2 separate regions of the Homo sapiens genome follow, and region 1 is linked to region 2. The links are chromatin loops, found by intact Hi-C in ENCODE. Cell type or tissue: gastrocnemius medialis. All regions are shown on one strand. Each heading gives the region's core, and the rest is flanking DNA. Links, peaks and the distances in the headings are about the cores only.

Region 1 (15,366 bases), core at 8,248-10,747, 61 kb after region 2:
CTTTTTTTGGACTCTCATCTGGCCCTATCTGGAACAGTTTGGGGCAGTCCCTTGTGGAAACTCCCCCGCCACCACTTTTGAGGCAACTCCAGCTGTGGGTTCAGCCAGTAAGAATAGCAGTATAGTATTAAAATCCTGTGATGGCCAGGAAGCAGCCTTATTGATAAAGATAAAAACTCAACGGTGCCATAGACTTTTTGCAGTGTTTCTGAAAGGTTTTCCATTAGGAAAATACCTTGTGCCTACAAAAACAGTATGTAAAATAGACTGATATTATTTAATTAGATATAGAAATACCTGTTTTCTTATCAGATGAAAGTATGATGGAAAAGAACAGGTTAAAAACACTCTAATATGGCTTGAAAAAACTAACTCAAAGTTACATGAATCCGCAGTCTCTTCAACAAAACATAATATTTATTTATATACTGGATAGACACAGCCTAGAAAGGATTTCTTAAAAAGCACAGAATAGTCCTCTGTGAAGATTTAAACAATAAAATATGTGAAGAAAGAAGACTGCCTTAATTAATTTCTGGAAATAATGCTCCTTACCTTATTTAATACGTTGCTTACTTCACTAGCAAAATCTCTTGAACATACTTCTAAATGAAAAATTTTGCCACAGTTTGATACACATGCTCCTAGAAGCTAAAAGCACAAAATCAGAAGTTAAAGGGGCTCAATTGTGGCAGGTAATTTCGTGGTACAGATTAAAATGAAACCACTCACAGTCAAAGCCTGCATAGCAACGTGAGGATCTTTGTGGTTCACTCTTCTCATAATAGACCGAAGACAATCCTTAGGTCTAAAAAAATGAGAAAAGTAAAAATTACTTAATAATACATCTAGCTTCCCCCTGCCCCTTAACTGTTATAGACAAAAGACTACGATAAAAAGGGAGACTATGATAAAGTAGGGAAATTTAATTTTTATTAATAACACGGTTGAAAAACTGTAAACTAGTTCCTTTAAATTTTTCAAACAAAATTAACAGGCTCTCTTATTAGTAATCGTAGATGAGGCATTTCAGGCTAATTCTGGGTAGGAAAAAAAAAAAGGTTTGAAAATAAAATGGTAGGCCATGACTTCCACTTCCAGCCAGGGTGGAAAAACAGACCAGACTTACACTCCCGTTGTAAACAATTAGAAAACTGGAAAAACAGATTTTCCACACTGAGGTTAACTTTTTAAAGACATGAGGCCACAGGCAGTACTGAATGATAATATCCAAGAAGGAAAATGAATTAGATAAGCCAGAAGTTTGCCTCAACTTTCTGCCTAGAGGCACTTTCCAAGTATCAGTGAAGACCTTCTGAAAAACCCACGCATGCACAGGTGAAAAACTCCATGAAACTGGTCAAAAAGTGACCGAGGGCGATATGCTAAAGAGATCCAACGCTCACACAGTCGTCAGAGATGAGGCCACAGTGAAGCATCTATTGAAAATCCAGAGGATTCAGTGGATATACAGGGGAGTTTAGACCCTAGCAATGCAGCTCAATCATACCTACATACTGCCTAACAACATAAGCCACAGACGAATGTAACCACTTCTGAAAAAATAAAGTCCAATACTCCTTAACAGGAATACAACACCTGATGCTCAAAAATATAAAATTCAAAGTACTAAGCATTCAATAAAATGATATGAAGACATGATATGAAGAAGAAAACTACCATACACAACTAGCAGAAAATTCAGTCAACTGAGAATGCAGAAATAACAAAGATGATGAAATTAGCAGTCAAGGACTTTATATAAGCTATTATAAGCATGCTGGAAATCATCCACATAATGATGAAGAAATATATTAAAAAGGGCCCAGATAAAAGTCTAGAGACAAAAAAATATGTAAAATTAAAAAGTGGATGGAATTAATCAGGTAAGAATGAAAGATCAGTAAATTTGAAAATATGCTGAAAGTACCCAAACTGAAGTACAGAGAGAAAAAAAATGAAAAAATTTAACACAGAGCCACCACTACAAATATTTTTAAGAGAAAAATGAAAATAAAATAGCTTGGGTGCAGCAGCTCACACCTATAATTCCAGCATTTTGGGAGGCCGAGGTGGGCAGATGGCTTGAGTCCGGAAGTTTGGGACCAGCCTGGGCAACACTGTGAAACCCTATCTCTACAAAAAATAATACAAAAATTAGCCAGAAATGGTCCCAGCTCCTATGGGCGCAGTGAATGGCCTGAGGTGGGAGGTTCACTTGAGCCCCAGAGGTCGAGGATGCAGTGAGCTGTGATGGCACCACCGTACTCCATCCTGAGAGACAGAGTGAGACCCTGTCTCAAAACAAAGTTTTAAATCAAAAAAATAAAACCATAAAAACCATTTGATTGATACACAAAAGACAGAAAGAGAAAACAGAAGAAACATAACCAATCATCTAGAAAAATGGCAGATTAAGATTGTAATCCAACTACACTTTTATCTATTCACTACCGTTAGCAGTTTTCATAACAAGGAATACTAACAGGGATAAAGAGAGACAGTACATAATAATAAAACGGTTAAGTCCCCCAAGGAAACATAATTCTAAATGTGCATGAACACAAAAATAGAACTTCAAAATATATAAAGGAAACATCGATACAGCCGAAAGGAAACACAGACAAATCTACTGGAAACTTCAACATGCCCCCTCAATGACTTGATAACACAAGAAAAAAAAGTACTGATATGGAATACCTGAATGACACTATCATGAAACTTGACCTGACTGGCATTACACAACAATCCACCCACCCATGGCATTATACACATTTTTTTTCATGTGCATGGAAAATTCAACAAAATGGACTACATTCTGTCCTATAAAACAAACACTGATAAATTTAAAAGGACTAAAGTCATACAAAGTACATTCTTTGACCATAACAAAATTAAACTACAAATTGATAACAAAATGATAGCATAAAAATACCCAAATATTTGGAAATCAAATAACAAATATCTAAGGCTTACAACAAATGAAATCACAGAACCATAATTTCCCTTAAGGACATGAAAATGAAAGCATACTACCCAGTACTCTTTATAAGAATGTTCACAGAGGCTCTGTTCAGAGTCAAAACCTGGATACAATCCAAATGCCCATCAACAGATGAATGGATAAATTGTAATATATTAACACAATGTAATACCTCTTCCCCAAGAAACAGGAATATTGATACATACAAAAATTTGAATTCATCTTAGAAACACATTTAGTGCTAGACACAGGAGTACTGACAATACTATTTCATTTTATGAAATTCTAGAAAAGGAAATTTAATCTATAGTGACAATGCATATTAGTACTTGCATAAGGTGGAAGGAACTTTTGGGAGTGATTAAATGCTATCTTGGTTGGGGTGATACTTATATAGGTATATATATTTGTCAAAACTCATCAAACTATCAAACCATACACATACAAGGGATGCTCTTTGTTGTAGATAAATCACAGGTCAGTAAAAACAGATCTATTTAAATGACAGGCCAAGAATGTAGCAAACATGCATTTCATGGGGATGCTTTATGGTAATTAATGATAATAGTAAAGCAGAGTAATCATTCATATAACCTACGAAACATCATGTGCTTAGGCTCTCAAAAATTATATAATAAGCAAAGGACTCATTCAGTGTTCAAAACATTCACAGCAAACCAAGTCCTCCATTTACTGAAGTTCAGTTCCTTGCCCATGATGCCAGTTACCAGGCAGTAATAGGCACTAACAAGATTCATACCTGTCACTTAAACATGCTATGTTCTGGACACAGATATGCCTCCCAATAAATTCAGATAACATAAACAGGGAGCTCTTTATATAAGTCAAAAGGATAGCCTCAAAATATTAAATCATCAGATTAAAATGACATATATTTTCCTCTAATAACACAATACATTATCAACATCTATAAATTATTTGAACTAGAAATAATACAATATATTATTCTCAAGGGCATATGGATATTACACATGATAAACAATGTTAAGCCATAAAACAAGTCTCTACAGATTTAAAAAGATAAAAAATCATAGAAAGCATGTTCTCCAAAGACAGAATAAAATCTGAAAGAACAAAGAAATATAGAAAATTAAAATACGTGAAAATCAACATCCTCCTAAATAGCCAATGGGTCAATGAAAAAAATCACAGGGGAAATTAGAAAATACTTTGAGATTAATGAAAAGGAAAACATAACCCAAGAAAACTTAAGGGTGTAGTAAAACGGTGAGAAGGTAATTTATACCTATAAGCACCTACATTAAAAAAAAAAAAAAAAAAGACGATCTCAATACCACCTCACACCCATCAGGATGGCTACTATAAAGAAAAACAGAAAAAATGGTAAGTGTTGACAAAGATGTGGAGAAATTGAAACACTTGTGCACTGTTGGTGGGAATGTAAAACGCTACAGGTGCTGTGTAAAACAGTATACTGGTTCCTCGAATAATTAAAAATAGAATTACCATATGCTCCAGCAATTCCACTTCCAGGTATATACCCCAAAGGACTGAAAGCAGGCAGGGTCTGGAGGAGATAGTGGTATACCCGTGTTCATAGCAGCATTATTCACAATAGCTAAAAGGCAGAAGCAACCCAAGTGTCCACAGACGCATAAATGGATAAGCAAAATGTGGTACATACATACATGGAATACGCTATAACAGGGATGAACTTTAAAGCCATTACGCTAAGTGAAATAAGCTGGTCACAACAGGACAAATGCTGTATGATGCCCCTTAGATGAGGTACTAAGAGTAGTCAAAATCAAGGCCGGGCACAGTGACTTGCACCTATAATTCCAGCACTTTGGGAGATGAAGGTGGAAGGATTGCTCCAGCCAAGGAGTGTGAGACCAGCCTGGGCAATATAGTGGGACCCTGTCTCTACAAGAAATTTTTAAAATTATCTAGGCATGATGGCACACACTTGTAGTCCCAGCTATTCGAGAGGCTGAGGTGGAAGGATCACTTGCTGCAGTGAGCCACGATTGCGCCACTGAACTCCAGCCTGGGTGACAGAGTAAGACCATATCTCCAAAAAAAGAAAAAAAAAAAAAAAGAGTAGTCAAAATCATAGACAGAAAGTAGAATGGTGGTTGCCAGGGGGCCTGGGGAGCAGCGAATGGGGAGTTATTGTTTAATTGTTTAATGGGTATACAGTTTCAGTTTTAAAGAGTTCTGGAGGTAGATGGGGACTAGAGTTCACAACATTATGCAGGTATTTAATACCATTAAGATGGTAAATTTTATGCTATGTTTATTTTGCTACAATCTAAAGAATTGGGGAAAAAGATCTCAAATCAATAACCTAAGATTATACCTTAAGAAACGAGGAAAAAGAGCAAGGAAACCCAAAGCAAGCAAAGGAGAAGGAGGGAAACAATAAAGAGAGGCAATAAATAAAACAGACAACAGAAACACAATCAAGAAAAGCCAATGAACACAAGTTTTTTTTTAAAGGATCAACAAAACTGAAAAACCTTTGGTTAGACTGGCCAAGAAAGAAAGGTGACTCAATTTATTAGAATCAAAAAACAAAGAGGGAACATTACTCTCAACCTCACTGAAATAAAAAGGATTTTAAAAGACCCTATGAACAACTTTATGCCAACAAATTGGATAACCTAGTTAAAATGGACAAATTCCTACAAAGACAGGAAACTACCGAAACTAACTCTATGATATGCTTAGCTGTTGAAAGAAAAAAAGAAAAAAGAAAAGAAACTGACTTAAGAAGAAACAGAAAATCTGAATAGACCTATGTAACAAGTAAAAAGACTAAATTACTGATTAAGAAAACTTCCCACGAAGAAAATCTCAGAAACAGAAAGCTTCACTGGTGAATTCTACCAAATGTTTAAAAATTAACATCAACACTTCATTTAAAAAAAAAAAACACACGCAAATTAAACATCAAAATTAAAAGTTTTTGTGCATTAAGGGATACCATCAATAAAGAAAAGTCAACCCACAGAATGGGAGAAAATATTTCCAAATCATATATATGACAAGAGATTAACAGCCAGAATATATAAAGAACTCCTACATCTCAACAACGAACAACAACCCAATTCAAAAATGGGCAAAGGACTTGAATAGACATTTCTCCAAGTAAGATACACAAAGGGCCAATAAGCACATAACAAATGCTCAACATCGCTAGCAATTAGGGAGATGCAAATCAAAACCACATTGAGATGCCACTTCACACTCACTAGGCTGGCTATTTTTTTAAGAAAGGAAAGATACCAAATATTGGAGGGGATGTAGTGAAATTAGAACCCTTGTACATTGCCGGTGGGAATGTAAAATGGTGTAGCTACTGTGAAAAGTGTGGTAGTTCCTCAAAAAATTAAGCATAACCACATATAATCCAGCTGGGACTCTAACCAATATCCGTACACCCATGTTCAGAGTAGTATTAATAGTATTCACAACAGCCAAATGTCCATCAACGAAAGAATGGATAAACAAAATGTGATATACAATGGAATAGTATTCAGCCTTAAGGAAATTCTGACACATGCTATATACAACATGGATGGACCTTGAAAACATTATGCTAAGTGAAATAAGTCTGACACAAAAGCACAAAAAATTCTATGTTTCCACTTCCATGAGGTATCTAGAATAGACAAATTCATAAAGATAGAACATAGAAAAAAGTAACTAGTGGCTAGGAGGGGAAATGGACAGCCATTATTTCAAAGGTGTAGAGTTTCTACGTGGGATGATGAAAAAGTTCTGAAAATGGATAGTGGTGTTGGTTGCATAATACTGTGAATGTACTAAATACCACTGAATTATACACTTAAAAATGATTTAAATAGTAAACTTTATGTTAAATATATTTTACCAAAATAAAATAAGTACTAATACAAGCTACAACATAAACGAACCTCAGAAGAATTACACTACATGAGGTTGGGCGTGGTGACTCACGCCTATAATCCCAGCACTTTGGGAGGCCGAGGCAGGCGGATCACCTGAGATCAGGAGTTCGAGACCAGCCTGGCCAACATGGTGAAACCTCATCTCTACTACAAATACAAAAACTTAGCCAGGCACAGTGGCATGTACCCCATCCAAGCTACCCAGGAGGCTGAGGCAGGAGAATCGCTTGAACCTGGGAGGTGCAGGTTACAGTGAACTGAGATTGTGCCGCTGCATTCTAGCCTGGGCAACACAGCGAGACTCTGTCTTCCAAAAAAAAAATTACACCACATGAAGAAAGTTGATCACAAAAGAACATGTATTGCAGAGCTCCATTTATATGAAATGTCTACAACAGGCAAATCCACACAGATAGAAAGTAGATTAGTGGTTTCCAGGAATGAGGAGAGGTGGGAATGGGAGTGACTGCTAATGAGTACAGCTTTCTTTTTGGGATGATGATTGTTCAGGAATTAGATACTGTTGCACAAACTTATGAACATATTAAAACCCACTGAATTGTATATTCTAAAATGGTAAATTTGATGGTATGTGAAATATATATGTATTTATAAAAGTAAAAACTTTTATCGGGCAATTTGAACTCCAATGAGCCCTGGAAAGCAAAGCAATATGCTTAAGTATAATTAGTTAGCACTGTAATAAATACAAAAAAATCCTTTTTAATAATTATATAGAAAAATTAGGATACAAGGTAGGATTCCTGATTTTAAGGATGCTCAACTGCCTGTGAGGCTGCTTCCACCTAAAGAGCATGGTGAAGGGAGAAACAACACACAAAAGAACTAATATTGACTGAATGTCTATTATGTGCCAAGCATTCAATTTTTTTAATCCTAAAACTTTTTTCTTCTACTTTACTGATTTTGTAAGAGATTAAAATTTTTGGATAGCAGCATCATTAGACTGAAGAAATTATGTACTTTAACACTATTATTTAGATTTTGCCTTTTTCACAGTTGGACTTATTTTAGGAGCCAGGGTCCGTGACCCCATACTGACTTGCAGTTGTGAATACCATGCCGACATAAAAACACAAAACAATCATTTCAATGCATGGTAAAGGCCAGATATAAAGAATTATTTGAATACTAAAATTAAAATCAGTAAAAAATAATCTAAAGATGATTCAGCTCAATATTTTAGAAAATAATCCTGTATACTTTCTTTACCAAATGTTAAATAAAATTGATTATGTATTTTGTTTATAAACCACTTTTTTTTAAGGTAGGAAACCTAAACTGTGACTTTTGGAAAGGATGGTGGGGAAAGGGGTGTTGAAATGAAACTATTCCTTTTTATTTTAGACATTCCTATGTTGTTTTACCACAGCCAATTGTAAAAACCAAAGCAAAGATATCTCTGGCACCAAAATAAAATTGGCTACTGAACCATTAAAAGGACAGAGCTGCAAAGCCAGTAAGAATGAAGCGCTGATGAACACCTTGTTTGTGCAAACACAGCAGTATCTTTTTACATACTAGCTTAAAAATCCCTTCAGAACTGTCTACAAAACAGAACTTAACCACTATTATGAACTGTTTCATTCTGTCCTATGCATTTTTAATTCAGTTTTTAGTATTTCCACCAGATAGGTAATACTGAACTTTTATATATATATATATGTATAATTATTAAATCTTACCAAGTAATTAAAAGTATGGTTAAAACACTACTTTTTAAAAAGGTTTGGGGATTATAAGTGAATTTAACGTGAGTATACTTCTGGCTATTATCCTTCCAATGACAAATGAAAGTTGATTACAAGCATGGTGTCTATATAATTCATTCTCTATGGCAGTACCCTTTCGCGAGTGAAAGATGGTGTTAACTGGACATAACAGAGGAACAGCAGGCATAAACTACAATTGTCCAAGGCAAATTGGATGTTATGGTCACAACAGCCAAAACTATGTTCATCCACAAAATCATCTTTTTATGAATAGATCTGGGTCATATAGTTCGTAAGAGGGTAAAAGAAAAGGGGGCAGTATTTCTATACCGTTGCAGCTTCCAATGTCTTTTTCTCAAATCACAGACCAGACAAAGAACAGACTTTGCAGGAATGTACATAACTGCCTACATATGTCAGCTGATGAACTGAAAGCATCAAATTCAATTTCATTATTTACCAGTATTACTCCTATCTCAACAAACTGCACTGTCAGATTCAAAGAAAGGAGATTTAAGATGGAGCTCCTCTCTATCACATCCTCCCTATACCCACTCCTGCCCCATTATACCACTCTCAACCATTCAGTTTCTAGGTGAAGTCATAACTATTAAAAATAAGTCAGCTCATGCCTGGAAGTAAATGAAAATTAAGTCGTGAACCTTCCTTAATCAATCAATCTTCACACACAAATATCCAAACTGTGCTACTGTGCTTTCTTTTGCAATAGACCTTTCTAATTTCCCAAACAAAACACAAACTCTGCAGAACTTGAAGCTCTTAGGGCAAATGTGCAAAGGACAGATTTTTTTTTTAATGAATTCTATCAGCAGTCACTTCTCTGATCTAATGGTAAATTAAGAAAACTTCTCATTTTTGCCCATTCATCGTGTTGGAAGTACTCAGATAATCTGATTCCACCACATGGAGTGCTATTTGTAGGTATCAGTGCAAAAGGATACCGGCCCTTTGGATTAATCTAATTAGGTAAGCAAGACTTTCAGGGTGAATCACCGCCATAAAAATTAGAGAGTCACTGTTAAAAAAAAATTCAATAGGTACCAAAGAACTCTGTTAATAATACTTTCCATAACTAACGTTCATTAATTACCTTCTAGGTGACAAGCATTATGCAAGGCTTTAGGAATAAAGTAGTGAACAAGAAGAGACTGACCCTGCTTCATGAAGTTCATAGTCTAGCCTAGTGTTTTTTTCTAAAACTTAAGTGAATCCCTGTATAAGTTAAAACTGTGACATAAACATAGTTGTCCAAACTTTATATAAACTACAATATCATGTTTAAAACCATCAATTTCAGAAAACGCTACTATCTTTTTTTTTTTTTTGAGACAGAGTCTCACTCTGTCTCCCAGCCTGGAATGCAGTGGTGCGATCTCAGTTCACTGCAACCTCCACTTCCCGGGTTCAAGCAATTCTCCCACCTCAGCCTTCCAAGTAGCTGAGATAACAGGCAGGCACTACCATACTCAGCTGATTTTTTTATTTTTAGTGGAGACAGGGTTTCACCACATTGGCCAGGCTGGTCTCAAACTCCTGACCTCAGGTGATCCACCCACCTTGGCCTCCCAAAGGGCTGGAATTACAGGCGTAAGCCACGTGCCCAGCCAAAAAATGCTATTATCTTTAATTAGGCTTTTATGAATGTTCATAAACTAAAAGCTGTATCAGGCCATGTGTCTAAAACCAAGCGATGAAAAGGCACCATGAAAGAAAATCTTCATGACTACCTAATCAGTTAAGATTCCCTATCTGTCAGCTGTTCATATTTATAAATACACACAAATGGGTACATCTTTCAACACAGAACAATTTTTTCCATGTCAAAAGTCATAATTAAATGTTAGATTTAAAAATGAAGAAACCCTTGTATCACATTTTGTCATTCCATTCTTAAGGATTGAGTGTCTCAAGTATCAAAAGTGGAATTTATAATTTTGTTTATTAGAATTATTTTTTCCTAATGGTATTTTTCATTGTTTTGTTAAGTTCAAAGTTCTGATTCAACACTTATGGAACTAACAGGCCTCAGGCAAATTATGTATTCCAAAGATAACTATGATAATAATTCCTTTGACATGAACTTACCATTTCCCTTCAAGAGGTGACATCTAACAACCCTCCCCTTGAACCTGGACTGACTTCAGTGACTTGCTTGACCAATAAAATATAGTGGAAGTGACATTCTGAGACACATAACTTACAAGAAGCCATGTGGAGTACATTTGGGTCTCCTGGAGCACTAGCTCTTAGGATGCTCCCTCTGGGAACCCACCACCATTCTGTGAGAAGCTCAAGCCACAAGCAGAGGCCTTGGGTAAGAGTTTCACCTGATAGCCAGGTGAGGTCCCAGGTGATGGTCGACCATCACTGCTCACCATACTAAGCATCCATCCCAGTGAAGCCTTCAGATGACCCTAGTCCCAGGCACTATGTGACTACAACTTCATGACAGACCCCACGCAAGAACTGCCCAGCTGTTAACCCACATAACTTTGAGATATAATAAACTGCTCTTTTAAGCTAAGTGTTAGGACAGTTACTACTAAGAGTTGTGTAGTAAGAGATAACTAGAACAGCCTCTAACAAAGGAAGCTGACGGCTGGTAGGTTTGAACAGTACTAAGTCATATTATTTAGAATTGTTTGGGTCTTCTTTTAATCTCTGTTTAAAACATAACTTAAACATAATACATATTTAAATAAATTCACTTCAAGTTTATAAAGACTAAATCAGGTCAGGCTTACAAAAGCCAGCCATGAATCTCATCCCTGGATCACTTCTCAAAACCCTGCTCTCTTGGACCTCCAGTCCCTCCAAGGACTCTCCCGCCCTGCTGTTCTTAGTCAACGCTTACTCATCCTACAGATCAGAGCTTACACATCTCTTAAACTGAGGAACTTAGGCCCTTGACAGCTCCCCACATCAAGCTGTGCCTGGAATGTTAGGTATTCCTCCTGCAAACTCAAATATTGAACTAAATCTGTCAGATAATAGTTGTAACACTAATAGTTAACGCTTAGGGAGTGCCTGCTTTGTGTTAGATGCTGTGCTGAGAACCTCACAAGCAGACAATCTGACTCCAGAGTCTGTGCTCTTCACCATCACATGATAAAGCTTTAGCATTTAACACCTCTCTTCTGTTGGGTTGGTTTGCGGGGTTTTTCTCCTTAACTACTTATCTCCCCATCATGAGGGCTGCTGAAGGCAGGGCCCAGGGTTACACAGCTCATCCTTGGCATGCCACTCCTTAACCATGCCCTCTGGCACATAATAAACTGTCAACTGAAATTTGAGAAAATGAAAATAAGAATTATTTAGCAACTGCTGTTGCTCTCCCGTGACTGAAGTTAAAACACTGTCATTGCGAATGGGGCCTAGAATTGTGCCTTCAACGTGGCTGATGCTCAAAAAAAAGTCACTGAGCAAAACACGAAAAATACTGCTTTTCACTATTGTACAACTAATATTTAGAATAAGTCATCTTCCTTATAAAGTTCTATTTATTACCAAGTTCTGTGTATCTTCCACTGAGTTCGCTAAGTGGAAAACATACATCCTTTCATAAAATGTAGTTAATAGAACTATAATAAAGCCATGAGGGGGAAAACGCACAATAAGTAGTGCTGGGAGGAACAGAGGATGTGAGAAGAGACGGGTGGCAATAAACACAAAATATTTTGTAAAAATACATGGTAAGAGAAAATCTGCACGTGCACTTAGAAGAGTCTACCAAAGGTTTCCATCACCTACCTGTTTAAAGGGTGGGCAAATCCTCATCTCTCTCAAAAAGCTTCTTAAAACCCCATTTTGGTATTTTAAAACTTTTTGTAAGACACATCCTCTCTTTTCCTTATCTTGAGATGGGAAAAGAAAAAGATAGGGGTCAGGGGCAGGGACAAAGAACAGGGAAAGGAGAATTATCTCTCACTTTTCCCAGTTTTCCACCTAAAAATACCTACTTATCATTTGATAAATGACCATAACACAAATCACACTGCTGTAAGATGTCACAGAAGAACAACATTCTTAAGGTCAGTTTCCAAAGTCAAGGTATAAAGGCCAAAACTGCAGTTACTCCATTTTCTTTGATTAGGGATTTAACTATTGGAGAACTCATGAACCGTCTCTCAAATGTGTCCAATACAGCCAACTTTTCCTCAATTATTAAAGCAAAACTGTTACTTTGAGCAACAGCTGAAGAAGCTGGCTTGCATACAGGACTATGTTAGATAAAATATGCATGCTCCGAGCAAGAATGGCCCTCAGCACAGCAAGGTATTGATGCTATGAGAAAAGTGGGAATTGTAATTGTGAGACAGCACATACAAGCTCACTAAATGAATTGGCAGGCACAAGTTTTTTGGGAAAAAATCTGAGGAGGCTGGAAAAGAATACAGTTAAATTCAGTAGGTTAAACATGTATATGATACAGCTCAATTCTACAGTCAGAGGATCAAGGAAAACTAAAAGCAATTTTGCATTCTTGCAATTCTCTTTTCCAAGAAAAGTGAAATTTCAAATGTCTTTGAATGGCCCACAGTAAGTTTTCAACAATGTCACTATATTATTTACAAATGTCTATCTACTTATAGGTATACTGTTGTACAGTTATGAGAGATCTATAGCTCAATGTTAGGCGCGGTCACCAGTTAGTGAGATTATCTGAAAAGGTATTTCCATTGCTATATAGGAGGAAGCCAAGAATATTTAAAGCTATTGTTGGAAAAAGGAGTCAAGATTTGTGACATCCTATGCTGTATAAAACTTTTGAAAATTCTCCTATTTCAAATAGCTCTATATCTCAGTTGAAAAGTACTTTTTAGTATCATAAAAACCATATGCCGAGCAGTGACAGGAAGATTGTATACTCTAAAGGAAATTATTGTCATTGAAAAGACAGTAAATTTAAATTCTAATTCCTGTATATATTACTAAATTAATAAATGATTTTTAGACCAATCAACTTTTCAAAATGAGGATATCACCTCTTCATTATCCCTCTCTCAGGACATAACAAAATAACAGGGTATTTGCCTAAAAGTATTGCAAATATAAAAGAAAAATGATCAAAACAAAAATTATCAATAGCAATAATAAAAAACATGGTTAACAAATATGTTTGCATGGTTAACCTCTAATAACCTATGTCAGACTAAAAACGTACAAGGACACTAGTGAAAGACTATCTGGCATGTTGCATCCCTGATCCCTGCTAGTTACTACATCAGTAACATCAGTAGTAACCCGCCTGTCATGGGACACCTGAAACCATCCCTAATGGAGCAATACCACCCAGGCTGAAAACCATTACTAAACAAAAGAAGCATTGTGATACAGTAGAAAAACGATTTGAAGCTTTGACAGACCTCATCTGTAAAAGAGGAGATGTCTAATACCTCCTTATCAGAATGTTAATACAAAACTCCTAGACTCATGCCAGGGATTTAGAGACTCTCAACAATGTTAGTTCTTGAAAGCACAAAAATGTTTCATTTTTTATCTTTGCTTTTACAACTGTAGCTTTCAAAGTTATTTTAGAGTGATTTAAACATTACATCTTCATCTAAAATGCTACAAAAAAAGCTTTACTGTGGTTTACCATTCAAGGACATATGTACGTCTATATTGGAGGAAGGAGGAGTATGTGCATGCATAGCTTTTATAGGTCTTAGTATACCAGGACCTAGCAGACACACAGCAGCTAAAAGACATGGGAACTCAAATCTTTGCTGAATGAACTAAATATTTTTAGAAATTAAGAGATAATATGAATGCTCCTTGAATACTGAGTAGAGCCTTATTTAGATGCCTTTCATAAGCATGAAGGCATGTCACAGACTGTAAGAGAATTCTAATATAAAAGTACAAAAGAAATCACAACAGAAATAATGCAATCTTTATATACTGAACATATTCAAAATGCAAATTTGATTTGTAACATACATTACATAAAACATAATCCACACAACATATAAAAGGAGCAAAATATAGAGTACAAATATCAAATTATTCCCTTAATGTTAAGCTTATTAAGTAGGCATTTCTTATGAGATAATGGAACGTGAATATAAATATATACAGTGATGTTATTTGACTATTATTTAACAAACATGTTCATGTAAGTCCCAAAGGACTTCATTAGAAAAGCAGATAAACTAAACTTCTACATGCTGAACTAAAATATTGAGGATTAAATTCAGTACGATGATATTTTGAGTTTTCTAGACCATGTAACACTAAGGTATATTTCAGTCAAACAAAACACAATGTAACATAACGTATGGGGAGAGAGGAATCACCAAAAACTTTAATGTAAGATTGGTATGTCTTGATTCATAATTTTAACCTTCAAATATAACTGCTCATACAAGCACCTAAGCACACAGCACAGTGAAGGTAGAAAAAAACATAAAATGGGAAGTAAAGAAATCTGACTTCTAATTTTGCCTCTGCTCACTCGTTTTAGACAAGTCACATTAAAAATCTCAGGGCTTTAGTTTTCTCATCTGCAAAACAAGCACAACAGTCATCAGAATTCTATAAGTCTCATTCTATAAAATATACGATGTTTTTAAGACTTAGTAAAATAAAAAAGTAAAATCATTGTCTAGGCAAGTAAAGATAGAAAAATCAGCTCGCATCGGATCCCATTCCCTATTGCCTAGTCAACAACTTGACTTCTGTTGTTATCCCAATTCTCTCCTGAATCATC
Region 2 (15,366 bases), core at 4,205-6,704:
TCAAGCGATTCTCCTGCCTCAACCTCCCGAATAGCTGGGATTATAGGCATGCACCACCATGCCCGACTAATTTTGTATTTTTAGTAGAGACGGGGTTTCACCATGTTGGCCAGGCTGGTCTCAAACTCCTGACCTCAAGTGATCTGCCTGCCTCGGCCTCCCAAAGTGCTGGGATTGCAGGTGTGAGCCAATGTGCCTGGCCTTGAGTTGATATTTTAAAAGATATTATAGGCTTGAAATCTTCCAACCTTAATTATTCCTTTTTAAAATTTAGGCTATTAAGTTGTGAGTCTTGTGGAGGATCATACGCCATCTTGAACTATGTAAATTTGGCTCATTTAGTTTGATATTTAGTGAGGTACGTCAGAGCTCATCTCAAAAGCCACTTAGATCAAAGCCCTAGGCTTCACCATAATTTTCCAGGCCTTCCACGATCTCTCCCCTACCACCTCTCTCTCTGACTAAATTTCCTCTCTCCTTGTCCTCCTCAATATTCTTCAAACACACCAAGCATAAAGGCTTCTGTTAGACTTTGCCCTGTTATTCTCTTGGCCTGGAAAACTCCCCAGAGATATCCAAAAAGCCAACCGCCTCCCGTTCTTCAGGTCTTAAGTGACATCTTCTCATGAGATAATTTATCTAAAATTTCATCAACTCCCCCAGCTTCCTATCCCTCTTTCTGCCTCATTTTTATCATGTAACACTATCTAACATAATATTTTACTTTTATGTTACTTGCCTGTCTCCCTCAAACTGAAATGTAAGTTTCTTGACAGCAGGAATTTTTACCAATTTTTTTTCCTTGAGACGGAGTTTCGTTTTTCTTGCCCAGGCTAGAGTGCAATGGTACGGTCTGGGCTCACTGCAACCTCCGCCTCCTGGGTTCAAGCAATTCTCCTGCCTCAGCCTCCCAAGTAGCTGGGATTACAGGCGCCCGCCACCATGCCCGGCTAATTTTTTTGTATTTTTAATAGAAACAGGGTCTCACCATGTTAGCCAGTCTGGTCTTGAACTCTTGACCTCAGGTGATCTGCCTGCCTCACCCTCCCTAAGTGCTGGGATTACAGATGTGAGCCACCGTGACTGGGCACCAATTTTTTTTTGAGACAAGGTCTCACTCTGTTGCCAGGCTGGAGTGTAGTAGTGCAATCCTAGCTCACTGCAGCCTTGAAATCCTGGGCTCAAGTCATCCTCCCACCTCAGCCTCTTAAGTAACTGGGACTTAGGTGGTGCATATCACCACCTTAGCCACCTCCTGCCTAATTTTTATTTAGTAGATACAGGGTCTCGCCATATTGCCCAGGCTGGTCTCAAACTCCTATCTTCAAGTGATGCTCCCACCTCAACCTCCCAAAATGCTAGGACTATAGGCATGAGTCTAATTTTGTTTGTTTGTTTGTTTGTTTTTTAATAGTTTAAGCACAGAGAATGGGCCAGTTGTTATTCAGGAAATTTTACCTGAACCTCCAGGTTGAGCACACGAGTTCAAGACCAGCCTGGGCAACATGGTGAGACTCCATCTCCACAGAATATCAAAAACTGGCCACACGTGGTGGTACACGCCTGTAGCCCAGCTACTCAGGATGCTGAGGTGGGAGGATTGATTAAGCCCAGGAGGTCAAGGCTGCAGTGAACTATGATCATGCCACTGTATTCCAGTCTGGGCAATAGAGTGAGATCCCGTCTCAAAAAAAAATAAATTACAATAAAATTCATTTAAAAATTGAGCAGACATTTATTGCAATTCATGAATCAGGACAGCATCTCATTCTATAAAATAGTATAAAAACCTTGACGAGTAGAGCAGAAGAGACTGGCTGTATAGACAGAAAAGGGCTGAAGAGAGCAGAAATAAGAAACGAATAGCAGATATGGTCTTTTAATAATTACTTTATAAGTTTACATCAGAGGGGGCCTCCTTAGCATGTTGGCTCAGGTACACTGGGCCCCTTCTGATTGGCTGCTATAAATCTCCAGGTGTTTGGAAAACTTCTCAAAGTTCAATTTGATGACATGGCACTTTCAACTTTCAACTGGTGACTGCATTTGGGTTTAGTCTGATCTGCTGGGAGCCTAGATCAAAATAATGGCCTCCCATAAATTTCATTCAACACTAGTCTAGCTGGATTCTTTCAAAGGTCCTAATGGAAATACACTAAATTTGCTACAAAACACTGAGATAACCAAAGACCAGATCTAATTACCCAGCTGCAAGCAGTATTGGTCCCTATTTCTTCTTATCATACTTACATTCTAACCTTGTGCTATAGTTTCACATGCATATTTCTCTTATTCATTTTACTTCCTTAAAGGTGGTGACAGTATCTTGTGTTGGGGGAATCCCAAGACCACCACCCGTTTCAATAAATGTGTAGGAATCACAGGAGTCAGATATGATTGTACTCAGGGCTATGATTTTTTACACTGAAAGAACTTGAAGGAAAATCAGCAAAGGGAAATGGCACAGGTGATGAAGTCCATGGGAAACAGGGTACCAGTTTGCACAAGTCCTCTCCCAGTTGAGTCAAACAGGACCTGTTGAGTTCCCGCAGCAATGGGCCATGACAACACATGAAATGTTGCCACCAGGAAAGCTCCTCAGTGACTCGGTGCCCATGGTTTTTACGGGGCGCTGGTCGCCAAGGCACATTCTGCCTGGAACCCACCAAACTTCCAGACTCCCAGAAGGCAAGCAGGTGTTCAGCATAAACCACATCATTGACGCAAATCATTTAGGCACAGTGAGCCACTCTTATCAATTCTGGGAATTGTGGGAACCCTCCCGAAATTTAAGTTCCCAGACGCCAGCCAAGGGCCAACTTTGTAAACAGGCCTTTCAAAAGACAGCAGTCCAGCCTGCTCAGTTAACTGTTTTCTGTCCACTTACTCAATGTTAGATCCTTCTAGTGGTTAAACATCTGCTAAATTCTATTTTGACCTTTATATCATTGTTAAAATGAAACAATGGGAATTAAATGAAAACATCATACATACCAACAATTAGTTACACTTTTAAACTGTTTGCATGTATATTTTTTAAAACTGTATCTTGCCATTTGAGTATATTTTTTGTTCCTATATTATTTAAGCATGGATAAGCCAATTTAATGTAAACACCTAGTCATCATCGTAAGTACAGAAGTAAACAAAATGTAATGGTTTAAATCACCACCAAAGAGGTAGTGGCCCAGGTATGACTTCTATTTTCAACATTTATGTATGATCTGACTTAAGGTATTTAAATTAATCTATATGACCCTCCTCTGTAATAACAATAATACTTTGGACTTACAGTACAAGGCCAGCATCAGACTGTTGATGGATTGATTCAGGCTAGTAATAAACCTACTAGTCTCAATAATTTAAAATATTTGGATGACTGGGAGCCGGGTATGGTGGTGTGCCCCTATAGGCTCAGCTACTTAAGAGGCTGAGGTGGGAGGATCACTTGAGCCTAGGAGTTCAAGACCAGCCTGGGCAACATGGCAAGACCCTGTCTCTTTTAAAAAAACAAAAATTTTTTTGAGTGACTGGACAACTCTAATTGCTGGTAGGATCCAAGCCTACTGATGCTAACAGATATTTCAGCAAGACTCTGGTGGAGTCTGAAGTAAGCCCCTGTGGCTCACCAGGGGGTTGTAAGAATGACTTCTGCTGTGCCATGACAGGGCCCAAAATGATGCTCTACAAATCAGACACTGTGTCCTTGGGAAGAGAAGAAAGCGAAGTGAAACGTCTGCCTTGGCAGATCACCAGTGACTTTTATCATCTTTTTTCTCCCTGGAAGATGCCAATGACCACAATCTACAAAATCCTGCCTAGTGTGTTTCCTTAACAGACTCCACTCTATTGCAAAGGACTCGTATATGCTTAAAGGAAAGCACAGAGGTTCCTTTGATTTTGACTTGGAATATAACTGGTTCCTCTTCACAGCTCCTGGCTATCATGGGAATAATGAGACAAGAGGCTCAACTGGTAGGATGGGGCAAGATTAGGGGAAGCCTTGAAATCTAGGCTGGAGAGTTTTAAACCAACTCTAGGATAGAGGTTCATAAGAAAGGCTACAGAAAAGAGTTCTAGGCCGGGTGTGGTGGCTCATGCCTGTAATCCCAGCACTTTGGGAGGCGGGCAGATCACCTGAGGTCAGGAGTTTGAGACCACCCTGGCCAACACGGCAAAACTCCATCTTTACTAAAATTACAAAAAAAAAAAAAAATATCAAGGCATGGTGGTGGGCACCTATAATCCCAGCTACTCAGGAGGCTGAGGCAGGAGAATCTCTTGAACCTAGGAGGCAGAGGTTGCAGTGAGCCGAGATCGTGTCACTGCACTCCAGCCTGGGTGATACAGCGAGAGTCCGTCTGAAAAAAAAAAAAAAAGAGTTCTAAAGGGTCCCTGAAACACCTGAAATTATACGTAAACCTCTGGGCAGGAGTATTTTTCTAGTGAAAGGGTCCCTAGCTTTCCTCAATTTTCAAAGGTAATTGTGACCTCAGAATGTCTGTGAAGCTTTACACCAAGTAGGTGAAGACACTTGTTGGAAAGGAGGAGGCTGCATAGTATCAGTGTTTCCCAAACTAGTGTGACCTAAGGACTCCTGCGGGGGTGGGGAGGCACCTGCTAATTATAGCTTTCCAGTCCCATCCCAGATTGACTCAATCAGAATCTGCAGGCAAAAGGCCTGGGAATCTGTATTTTACCAAGTACCCCTCTGATGTCGTTTGGAAAATAGAGGACTTGGGCATCTTTAAAATCCATATGTCAGGTTAAACATTTCACAACTCCCGGATTTTTATGGGCCTATTTCTATTGGTAAAGGCCTGCAGTACTCTATTTCTTGAGGGTTGCTAGGAAAATGGCCCCTCAGGGGCTCACTTCTGATGCTTTCAGAAGACGTGGCTCTGAAGTTCCCTGCATCTAATTCTCTTCTCCGGAAAATTCAAATTGAACCATTTTAAAAATCTTGATCCACATTATAATTCATTATGTGAATCTCTAACAGAAAATTAAGACATAAAGGCAACAGCTACCCCTTGTCTAGCATACGGCCTATAGCATGACCATCCTTCTAATTCTGCGGAGAAACATCAGCCCCTGCTCTTTAATTGTTGAGAAAACCCAGAATGGTCCACATATTAAGGAAATAAAATTGTAAAAATCGGTGCATTCCAGATGTCATGAGAAAACAGTGAATCATAAATGAACTGTCCTGCAGCGTTATGTTTTTTCCCAAATAATCTGTCTGAAGTCTAGATCATCTTCCGTTAAATGGCTAATTTGGATTTTTCAAGAGTCAATCTCAGCAGCGCCACCTACTGATAATTTAAATTCAGTACTTTATGTAAATTCTTAGCAATGTACACAGCAAATTAACTCGAAAGAACCTAGAACATGTTTTGGGTTTTCATAAAATAATAGGCATGGTAATATAACTGCCAGAGGAAAAATTTAATGTTTTTGCAGGTGGTGAGCTAGACAATGCCTGCTTCAATTGAGTATGTCTCCAGCATGCTGGCTCTCCTCCACTTCTCTCCCTGTCCTCAATATTTCCCCATCACTCTGTATTCGAGTTGGGTTTGGCCAGTGAGAGGACTGGCAGGAGGCCAAAGGGCAGCAGGAGAAGCGAGGGTGTTGATTCCCTTGTCCCTCTTTCCCACTCACTGTGCCAGTTTCAGCTCTGTCAGTCCATCCCTCCTCCTAGGCCCAGCAATCACTGTACACACTTGCCGCTGAACGCTTGCTCCTTTGGGCCCAGGGTGGTGACAGTTGAGGGTGTCTGTTCCCTTGGCCTTCAGTAAGTAGTTCTTTCAGAAAAGCCTGTCCCCTGAAGCTCCTGAGTGTGATTCTCCAGGGCTCTGGAGACCCAGCTTGCATACGGTGAAGTGGAACTGGCCACCCACTCAACATTTATAAAGTGAATATTGCAAAAATGATTGCTCCTGGTGTAATAGCAGATAATAAAGATTCCATTATTTTCTGCGAGAAGCTTAAATTTACACACATGAAGGGGATTAGGGTTGACAAAAACCATTTTTAAGGGATGTGATTCAGCATAACTACTTAAATTTCTATACACAATTTTATTAATCTTAGGTATTGAATAGGTAGAACTTTGGACCAAGTATGTCTCTATAGTTCCCCGCAGAAGTCTGACCTAGTTTACTACCATCAGGTTAGAACGCTAAGGTTTATTTAAACAATCTTAAATAAGCAAACTAAAAACCTGGAACCAATTCTTTAACCTACACTTAATGTAGACTTCCACATTCTAATGAGACATTCTTACATGCAAATGCTTAATCTGGAGTCCTCCTGTGGGACACGCACACACACATGGAGAGAGAAAAATACAAAATTCTCCATTAGTGCAAGACCCTGGAGAACAAGGACCTGATTCATTCTCCCCTGTGGCCTCCAGCATTCTCAGGAGGGGCTTCCCACACAGCAGAGACTGAATCAATTGTTCAGTGACAAGATGGGAGACAGCACACCATGGCGGACACAAGCACAAAGGTTGCCTAGGTTTGTACCCCAGCTATGCCACCTGCTGGATGAACTTGGGCAAATAATTAATCTCTCTGTGCCTCAGTCTCCTCACCTATGGCAGGGGGTTATTAGTATCATCCTAGTTTCAATGAGTTATTTGAAAAGCACTTAGACTGGTGCCTGTCCCATAGTAAGGACAAGATAAGAGCATGTTGAATAAATAAAGGGATGGTATTTTTCACATCACCTGGAGCCACTGTAGCTGGAAGGGCCTTTAAGAGAGATATAATTTTTTCATTTTATTTTATTTATTTAAATATTTATTTATTTATTTATTTTTGAGATGGAGTTTCACTCTTGTTGCCCAGGCTGGAGTGCAATGGCATGATCTTGGCTCACTGCAACCTTCGCCGCCCAGGTTCAAGCAATTCTTCTGCCTCAGCCTCCTGAATAGCTGGGATTATAGGCACGCACCACCATGCCTGGCTAATTTCTGTATTTTTTTTTTTTTTTTTTTTTTAGTATAGGCAGGGTTTCACCACATTGGCCAGGCTGGTCTTGAACTCCTGACCTCAGGCGATCCACCGCCTCAGCCTCCCAAAGTGCTGCGATTACAGGCACGAGCCACCATAGCCAGCCAATTTTCTCATTTTAGAGATAAGACTGAGGCCTAGAAAAGGTGAATTCAGTAAGCCGCTGCGAAAGGTGTGATCAGCTCACTCCTAGGAAGATCTGCTTGTTGATACACATATTTTATAAATCAATGGGAATAATTTTATCCGACAAAACAAAAATCCCTGCCCCTGACCCTAGGGAATGAAAAAACATGGGCTTCCACCCCTATTCTGGGAAAGGTTTAGTCATAAGTGGATTAACTTTTGTTCCACAAGAAACGACTTTTTGACTTTATTATTACTATCCAACACAACTGTCAAGACCTATGAAGGCAAGCTGAAAAGTCAGCCGGCCACAGTTCCCGGAATGCTGACAGAAGGCACAGAGGCATGGCTCCAAGACAAAGAACTACGCTACTCACAGCGTTAGCAGGAGCCAGAGTATCATTTCCTGTGCCAGTTCCTCAAGCACAGGGAAGATAAGAAGGGCAAGTGACAAGGGCAAAGGCAGTGAGCTGCAGAACAAAACAGGAGCCCTGAGCTCCATCTCTCAGTCTTTCATCACGGTCAGCCTGCCTGCGCTTTGCTCTAAAGAGAGACACTAACTCCATCTTCCAAGGATGTAAACAAACCTGTCCCTTGCTCCAGAAGGAGACGCTATGTGTATCTCCCAAGGTTGTGTGCCATACAAATATCCTGGAAAAGACGGCCTAGAAAAAGCACTGTCATTTTCTCTGCTTGCAAGATGTGCAAGAACTATGGAGGATTATCTCCCAACCATTTCTACCTTTCGCTTCTACATCATTAAGTTTTTGGCAAATTTTTCCATGCATACGCCGATCCGTCAGCCACTATGATTAATCTGTCTGACAGAGGCTGGGGCCCAATCTGTTCCATGGCACATTTAATTAAAACTACCACCAACACACTGCAAGCAGTAGGATAAGGCCAACTTCAACCATGCCCCAGTGGCCTGGACTCAGCCACTTAACTCTCACAAACAATGAGTCTACCTTCAAAAATCAGATGGACCTGAACTTCCTCTCCCTGAAGCAGACCAACGTAGGATGAAAGTAATCATCACCAAGGACAGTCAGCTAATCAGCACCAAAGCCGCATCAGTCAGCATCTGAGAAACAGCTTATTCACGGGACCAGGATACTTAAGTGACACCAACTAAGATTCACTCTCATCAGCAGATTTCCCTTTGGCTAGATTACCTTTTTATCACCTCCCAACATTTTTTTGTTTTGTTTTGAGATGGAGTCTTGCTCTGTCACTCATGCTGGAGTACAGTGGTGTGATCTTGGCTCACTGCAACGTCCACCTCCTGAGTTCAAGAGATTCTCCTGCCTTAGCCTCCCGAGTAGCTGGGATTACAGGTGTGCACCACTGCACCCGGCTAATTTTTGTATTTTTAGTAGTGTCGGGGTTTCACCATGTTGGCCAAGCTGGTCTTGAACTCCTGGCCTCAGGTGATCCTCCCGCTTCGGCCTGCCAAACTGCTGGGATTCCAGGCGTGAGCCACCATGCCCAGCCTTCCTCCCAACTATTTTAGGTTTGGGAGTACATATGCAGTTTTGTTACATGAGTAAATTGTGTCAGGGGTTTGGTGTACATTATTTCATCACCTGGGTGGTGAGCACAGTATCTAATGGGTAGTTTTTCGGTCCTCACCCTCCTCCCATCCTGCACCGTCCTTTTGCTGGATTTCCATAGTTCTCCATGTGCCCCAACCCTTCCGGGCCACGTGTTTTCTATTGCTGCATAACAAATTACTACACATTTAGTGGCTTAAAACCACCTACACTGATTATCTCACAGTTTCTGTGGGCCAGGAATCTGGACAGGGCTTAGCTGAGTCCTCTTCAAGGCTGCGATCAAAGTGTTGGCCAGGGCTGGGTTCTCCTCTGGAGGCTCGTCTTGGGAAGGGTCTGCTTCCAAGCTCAGCCTGCCGGCAAAAGCATGACGTAATGTCAGCAAGGAGTGATGGCCCATCGCATTTGCCATAGTCTATTGGTTTTCAGCAAGACACATGTCCTGCCCATACTCAAAGAAAGGGAATTAAATAAGGGTCTGAACGTCACAAGGAAGGGCTCATGGGGACACACTCCAGAGTCTGTCTGCCACAGACACATTCTTTAGAATCATGACCAGGTCCTAGAAGCCACAGTCCAGTACTGTCCAGGAGAAACAGAACATCAACCATGTGTGGAATGTTAAATTTTCTAGCACCCATATTAAAAAACAGTGAAAAATACATACACTACCATACTATTCTATGGATGCAATGGTTACCATGAAATATAGTCCCACCAAAACAGCTTATGAAATAGCTTACACTGCTGGTTTTTAAGTTTAAATTAATTCAAATGAAATCAGATTTAAAATTCAGTCCCTCAATTGCACCAGCCCATTCCAAGTGCTCAACAGTCCAAATGAACAGTGAGGTCTTAGATCCACCCTCTCTTTAAAGCAGGAGGCAATGCTTCAAATATCCCCTGGGTCAGGCAAAAGAGTGGTGACAAGATGATCTCCTTGACCTCCTAAACCTCTTCTCAGGCTTCGATCTTGGCCACCGTCCTTGCCAGGCCTGCACAGCCCAGTTTTAGCAAGAATCCTGCTAGGTCAGTTTAGAGAGAAGCCCTCCTGCCTTGAGATCTCATCAAATCCCTCGTCCTCCACCCTGGCTATCTGATCACCCTGGCCTGCTCTTAGCAAGAATCCTCTCTATCCCCGAGGTCTCCTCTTAGTGATTTTCCAACCATGAACTACTCCCCTCCACCCTTGGCTGTAAGTCCCCATCTGTCTTTACTGTATTCCACTGAGCCCAGTTCTGGACGCAAGTCTCTTTTCCCTATTGCAATAGTTTCTGTATAAAATCTCTCAGGCCGGGCGTAGTGGCCCACGCCTGTAATCCCAACACTTTGGGAGGCTGAGGCAGGCGGATCACCTGAGGTTGGGAGTTTGAGGCCAGCCTGTCGAACATGGAGAAACCCCACCTCTAGTAAAAATACAAAATTAGCTGGACGTGGTGGCACATGCCTGTAATCCCAGCTACTCAGGAGGCTCAGGCAGGAGAATCGCTTGAACCCGGGAGGCAGAAGTTGCAGTGAGCCGAGATGGTGCCATTGCACTCCAGCCTGGGCAACAAGAGCGAAACTCCATCTCAAAAAAATAATAATAAATGTCTCTTTACTGCTTCAATAAGAGTCCATCTCTGATTCTCCCCAACAGTTGGGAGGGCTCAGTAGCAAACTGGAGACAGCATGGATAGTTGTGGGAACACAGGCCTCACGTTGTTAGATCTGGGATTTTTCTTTTCTTTTCTTTTCTTTTTTTTGAGACAGTCTCACTCTGTCGCCCAGGCTGGAGTGCAGTGGCGCTATCTCGGCTCACTGCAAGCTCCGCCCCCCGGGTTCATGCCATTCTCCTGCCTCAGCCTCCCGAGTAGCTGTGACTACAGGTGCCAGTCACCATGCCCGGCTAATTTTTTGTAGTTTTAGTAGAGAGGGGGTTTCACCGTGTTTGCCAGGATGGTCTCGATCTCCTGACCTCGTGATCTGCCCACCTAGGCCTCCTAAAGTGCTGGGATTACAGGCGTGAGCCACCGCGCCCGGCCTAGATCTGGGATTTTTCAAGGAGCCAAAAGTCTGTATTTTTGGTGGGAAATCACGTAGACATAAAATATCATCTATTCAAAAAACATTTTTTAACTCTCTGCAGGCCAAATAAAACATGTCAGACTGATCTGGCTAAGCCAGCAGAGTTTAACCTCAGCTTTAAGGTACCCATCTCCTACTTTGGTTCCTTCTCTACTATTTTGTCAATTTGAATCACACAGAGTGATCTTATTTCCTGAAAGTTTTGGGGAGCTACAGCACTGCAGTCTTTAAGAAATGACCACACACAGGGAGAATCCCCCAGGACCAAGGCCTCTCCTGGGCAGTGGGCGTTCCTCTTCCCCAGCCTGCCCCATGCCATCCCACCTATCCTTGCTTCCTATTTCACTCAAGGGACAGTTTGACAGGGAAGCAGGAAAGCAGAAGATCTCTTTTCTCATCAGGATCTTTCCCAACTCATAAATGTCCAGAAGAAAACAGAATATATTTTCCTGATTAGTTATACTCATTCTTTTCTATATTTGCATCTTCCCCCAGTTAAGAATGAAAAGCAAGACAGGGCAAACGTTTACCTAGTTTACCTTGGTGCTTCCTACAGCAGAATTAAGATAAAACATGCCATAAAACTGATGGAATCATAAGGAAATGGAAATCATAATGAAATGAACGTTGACTTTGAAACCCTGGGAGAGCATTACAATGAAAAGATTGTTTAATGAGGCATTTAGAGGCGAGGAAAATGACCACCTTCCTTTCCCCTGTCCCCCTCCCCACCAAGGGCCCTGCTCCAGTAACTGGTTGCTCAGCTGCCTCTAAGGATGGGTGTTGGGCTTCGGATTCCTCAGGTGGATATACAAGGTGTAGCCTCTCAGAAAAAAAAAAAAAAAAAAACAAATTTAAGGATTATCATGATAAACAGGTATCAAATCAGCCTGCCTAGGGCCTCTATCCGTTACAGTTCAGCCTTCAATCCACTGGAAAACCACAAAGAGTTGCTTCAGGGAGAGAACAGGAGGAGCTGAGAAATTGTCTTTAGTCTTTCCATGGATCAGGTAAAGCTGTCAAAGTGGAAAGAAGGCAGGTAGATTTATCTCTGGGACTCCCAAAAAAGGATGACAGCATACTGGCCTAGACGAGGTATTCTGAGGGTAGCGATGAGAAGCCCCACCGCTTCTGGGGAGGTGGAGGAGCCTCAGAACCCACGGATGGCTACCAGGAGATGTGCCCCTGGCAGTCTCCCTTGGACTTGGTGTGCCTTCCTACAAAGCACTCACGGGGTATGAGCCAGACATACCAGTAACACTACGCTACATTCTGGTTATATCATAGATTAAATGGGGTTTGGACCCCAGCCCGGCATCCCAGTCACCAAATTCAGCATTGTTCTAAAATGTTTCCTAGAACTTACTATGTTACAAATGAGCTTGTGGAACACGTAAATGAGGGAAGACTTGTGCAAAAGATCTTCTAACATAGTGTAACAATTAAATTTTAACACTAGAGTGGGCTCATTGCTGTTTCCTTATTGTTCATTTTTCAGTAAGTTTACATGTTGATATCAAAATGAACTTGTAAAAAGTCCTGGATTCAAGTTTTCTGATTTCTAAAGGTACTTAAATATTTAAATAAATGCCTGACATATTTAGTGCTATGAAATGTAAAACTTAAGAAGGCAGTTAGTGTATCTTAAAAATAGTGTAAACACTTAAGCAAATGAAGACCAAACCATCAACAGTTAATAAACAAAAATAAATTAAGGACATAATGGCTGTGACCACTTATCTCAAAAAGTGATGTTTATCCTTAATTTTCTTTTCTTTCCCTGTTTTTTTGGGAGAGGCAGGATTGTAGGGCATATAATTTCTCACAGGCTTTATGTGTTTTGTGTTTTCTTACCGGGTTTACAGGGCATTTAATTTCCCACAGATTTTAAGCATTTTAAGCAAAACACATAAAATAATTATTTGAATCTAAATGTGTTTACATGTTCAGTGGGGATCATTTCTGATCTGGTAAGGGGGAAGAAAGAGTTTTGTACCTTAGAGGTTGTCCACAATTCTTATTCATTTAGAAGTACAAAGAGTATTTTTCTGGGTAGAAATAAATGGTAAATAGCCACTCATTCTCCACCACAAAGTGTCTTTTAAAGTCAATATTGATATCACATTTGTTTGGAAAACACAAACTTGTTCCAGGAAATTAATAATGAATATGAGCAGAACTACAAGGAATATGAGCAGAACGCAAATTTCACAATTTGCTTACGCATGGTCTCATCCAGGAGCAACGCTAGGTGAAATGTGGAAAACCACACCCAGCATCGGAACACACAGAACACGAGTGAGCAGCCTCCGTTCACTGCAAGTACTGAGTCACACTTACCCAGTCCTGGGATTAGAACTCACCCTCTGATTCCAGCTGACTCTCCTTCCACAGCTTCACCTTAATTCATGAGCTGCAACCCTTCCTATGCCCACTTCTACAGGCACACTTCAGGTCTTTTCCAAGGTAAAGTGCCATATTTATTAACCATTTAACATGTGTCAAACTGTGCTGCTCTTATTAGATTCTTATCTTTATTCTTGGGTATGTCACTGTTGAAGTTTTGGGTTGCTGAGCCTCTAACCCAGTTTTCCCCATATATCCTAAGGCCTCTTTATTGTACAATTTTGCCGAGCATTCTGGTTTTTAGAAGGCAACTGTGCATTAACAGCAGGATTCACTGCATTCTATTGTGAGCATCATTTCATCAAAATTATAGCAATTCAAGTCCAACATCCAAGAGGTATCTGCTGGAAACCACCCCTAATGTTCAGAATTCTCTTATTTTAAGCATTCTGTATAGCATTTTACATTTCTCAAATGACAGCTCTTGGAATAAACATCGAGAAACAAATGAATTATAAACAGCATTTGATTAATAAGCCATGAATATTTAGAAATGTCATTTTCAAAAGACATTAAACAGTAATTCAGATCATGCTACTCAGTTTTAATTTAGTGATGTTTACCACTTGGTCAAAAACAAGCACTAGCACTTCAAAGTTTTAATCTCAAAATATTTCCTTGCGACAAAACTACTAAGACATATTACCTAAACACCGCTCCTTTAGCTTTTAATACCACTATCTTCGTTTAAACTTTGAAGAAAATCCCGAGACCATTTTAAATTACTACGTACATAAAACAAACATTTAGCATAAACCAGGCACTTATTCAATGTTAAATTTTCCCCACTGCAAGCATAAACAAAATCATGTTTCAACAAATATGCTCTGACAAATAAAAATCTGAAGGCTTTTTCTTGCCTTTAAAATATACAACTCAGCACAGTTAAATATCTACAAATGTTGGTGAAAAGTTAAAATAAAAATGTAATTTGCTTCCATCATGCTAAAAACCTTAAGAAAATTATTCTTTTTCAAATACAAGAGAGGCATGAAGAAAAGTAGAAATACTCTACTACTTATCTTAATGAAGGAAGCAAAAGCACGGTAATTTAACTCGTAGCCTAATGTAATTCTATTCTAGCCACTAGGTCTTTCCACATCGAATGCTTATTTAACTTAACCTGAAGAGAATCCACTTGACTGTCTGCCCCTACACCCCATGTAAATTAACATTCAGCAACCAGCTGAATGAAATGAGACTGTTCTGATGTTTTGATATTAAAATACTTCACTAAAATCTATTAGAATCTAAGTGGCTGTTTTTAAAATAAAGAAAAAGGCATTAATTGTATAATCACAGAATTGGTATTTACTATAAGAATTCTTTTTTTCTTGTTTTTTGGTAGAGCCCGACCAATATTCCTTTCTGTGACCATTCTTACAAAACATTAGCAAAAAATAGCAAAAAAGATTTTAAAAGGTACCTGTTTACAAAGGGAGACAACACACAAATCTGATAAACAACCGGAAAAGTTTGTCTTTCCCCCTCAACAAGTATAAAAGCCTTATCCAGTTTACTTAGTACTTGAAGTAAGCCCCAACTTCTTCATCAGATTCCATTAAATAATATAAACTTTAAGGAAAGCTTTTTAGATGCCAGCATGGTATCTAATCTTCTAAAGTGCAAATAGGAAAACTAAAAACAAGTATTCTTTATTTGTGGAATTGTTTTATAAAACTATATAAAATAATAGATAAATTTAACTGACAACACAAGAAAAAAGCCGATTTTAAAAAAAAAAACAACCTTCCTTGAATTTAATGTCTACTTTAATACTTATTTATATTAATAACTTGTAACTAAGCAGTATATAATGGCATTTTTCTAGGCCAAATATTTGTGATGCAAAAAAAAAAAAAATCACTGCTGGTTTTGCACCTTACTTGGTAGACAATTTTAGCCAGCACAAAAGATGGAAACTACTAGTTTCCATAGTACTCTAGCATCTCAGCAATACAACAGCTAAAGAACGGCAAGTGTAGTATACTGGTGACATTAACATTTTCAGTTCACCAAGACCAAGATGCCACTTTGCATACAAGAACATCAAGAATAAAATTTCATGTAGTCTGATGCTACTTACCTCCTTTAGTTTGAAGCAGTATACAAATACAGTATCTGTCCCAGAGTTACAACTATTTATTTTTCTGTTTTCAAATCAACACCAATGAAAGTTAAAGTACTATGGCTGA

Evidence for each region. Hi-C counts contacts between places; a loop is a spot of excess contacts. Peaks named below come from ENCODE experiments on the same cell type or tissue, not always from the same donor. Only the 100,000 strongest peaks of a DNase experiment are listed, where the experiment ranks them.
Region 1: it touches region 2 in a loop (2.4-fold over the local background); 3 of 110 quality-filtered maps call a loop at or near these places.

The regions. Positions count from the first base shown.
Region 1 is chr10:17,670,117-17,685,482 of GRCh38, reverse strand. It overlaps STAM (signal transducing adaptor molecule), which reads right to left. Exons shown (of 14, transcript NM_003473.4): 3 at 733-808; 4 at 556-651. Among named protein-coding and RNA genes, the nearest start is that of STAM, 34 kb to the right of the region's middle. RefSeq lists enhancers at 11,264-11,800, 13,640-14,394. In gastrocnemius medialis, for the core only: a CTCF peak has its summit at 9,577; no DNase peak of the experiment used is centred there; H3K4me3 peaks cover 1,253 bases; H3K27ac peaks cover 2,500 bases.
Region 2 is chr10:17,727,520-17,742,885 of GRCh38, reverse strand. No RefSeq gene overlaps it. Among named protein-coding and RNA genes, the nearest start is that of TMEM236, 17 kb to the left of the region's middle. RefSeq lists a silencer at 8,099-8,299. In gastrocnemius medialis, for the core only: CTCF peaks have their summits at 5,125, 5,324 (motif pointing left) and 6,351; a DNase peak (open chromatin) is centred at 5,635.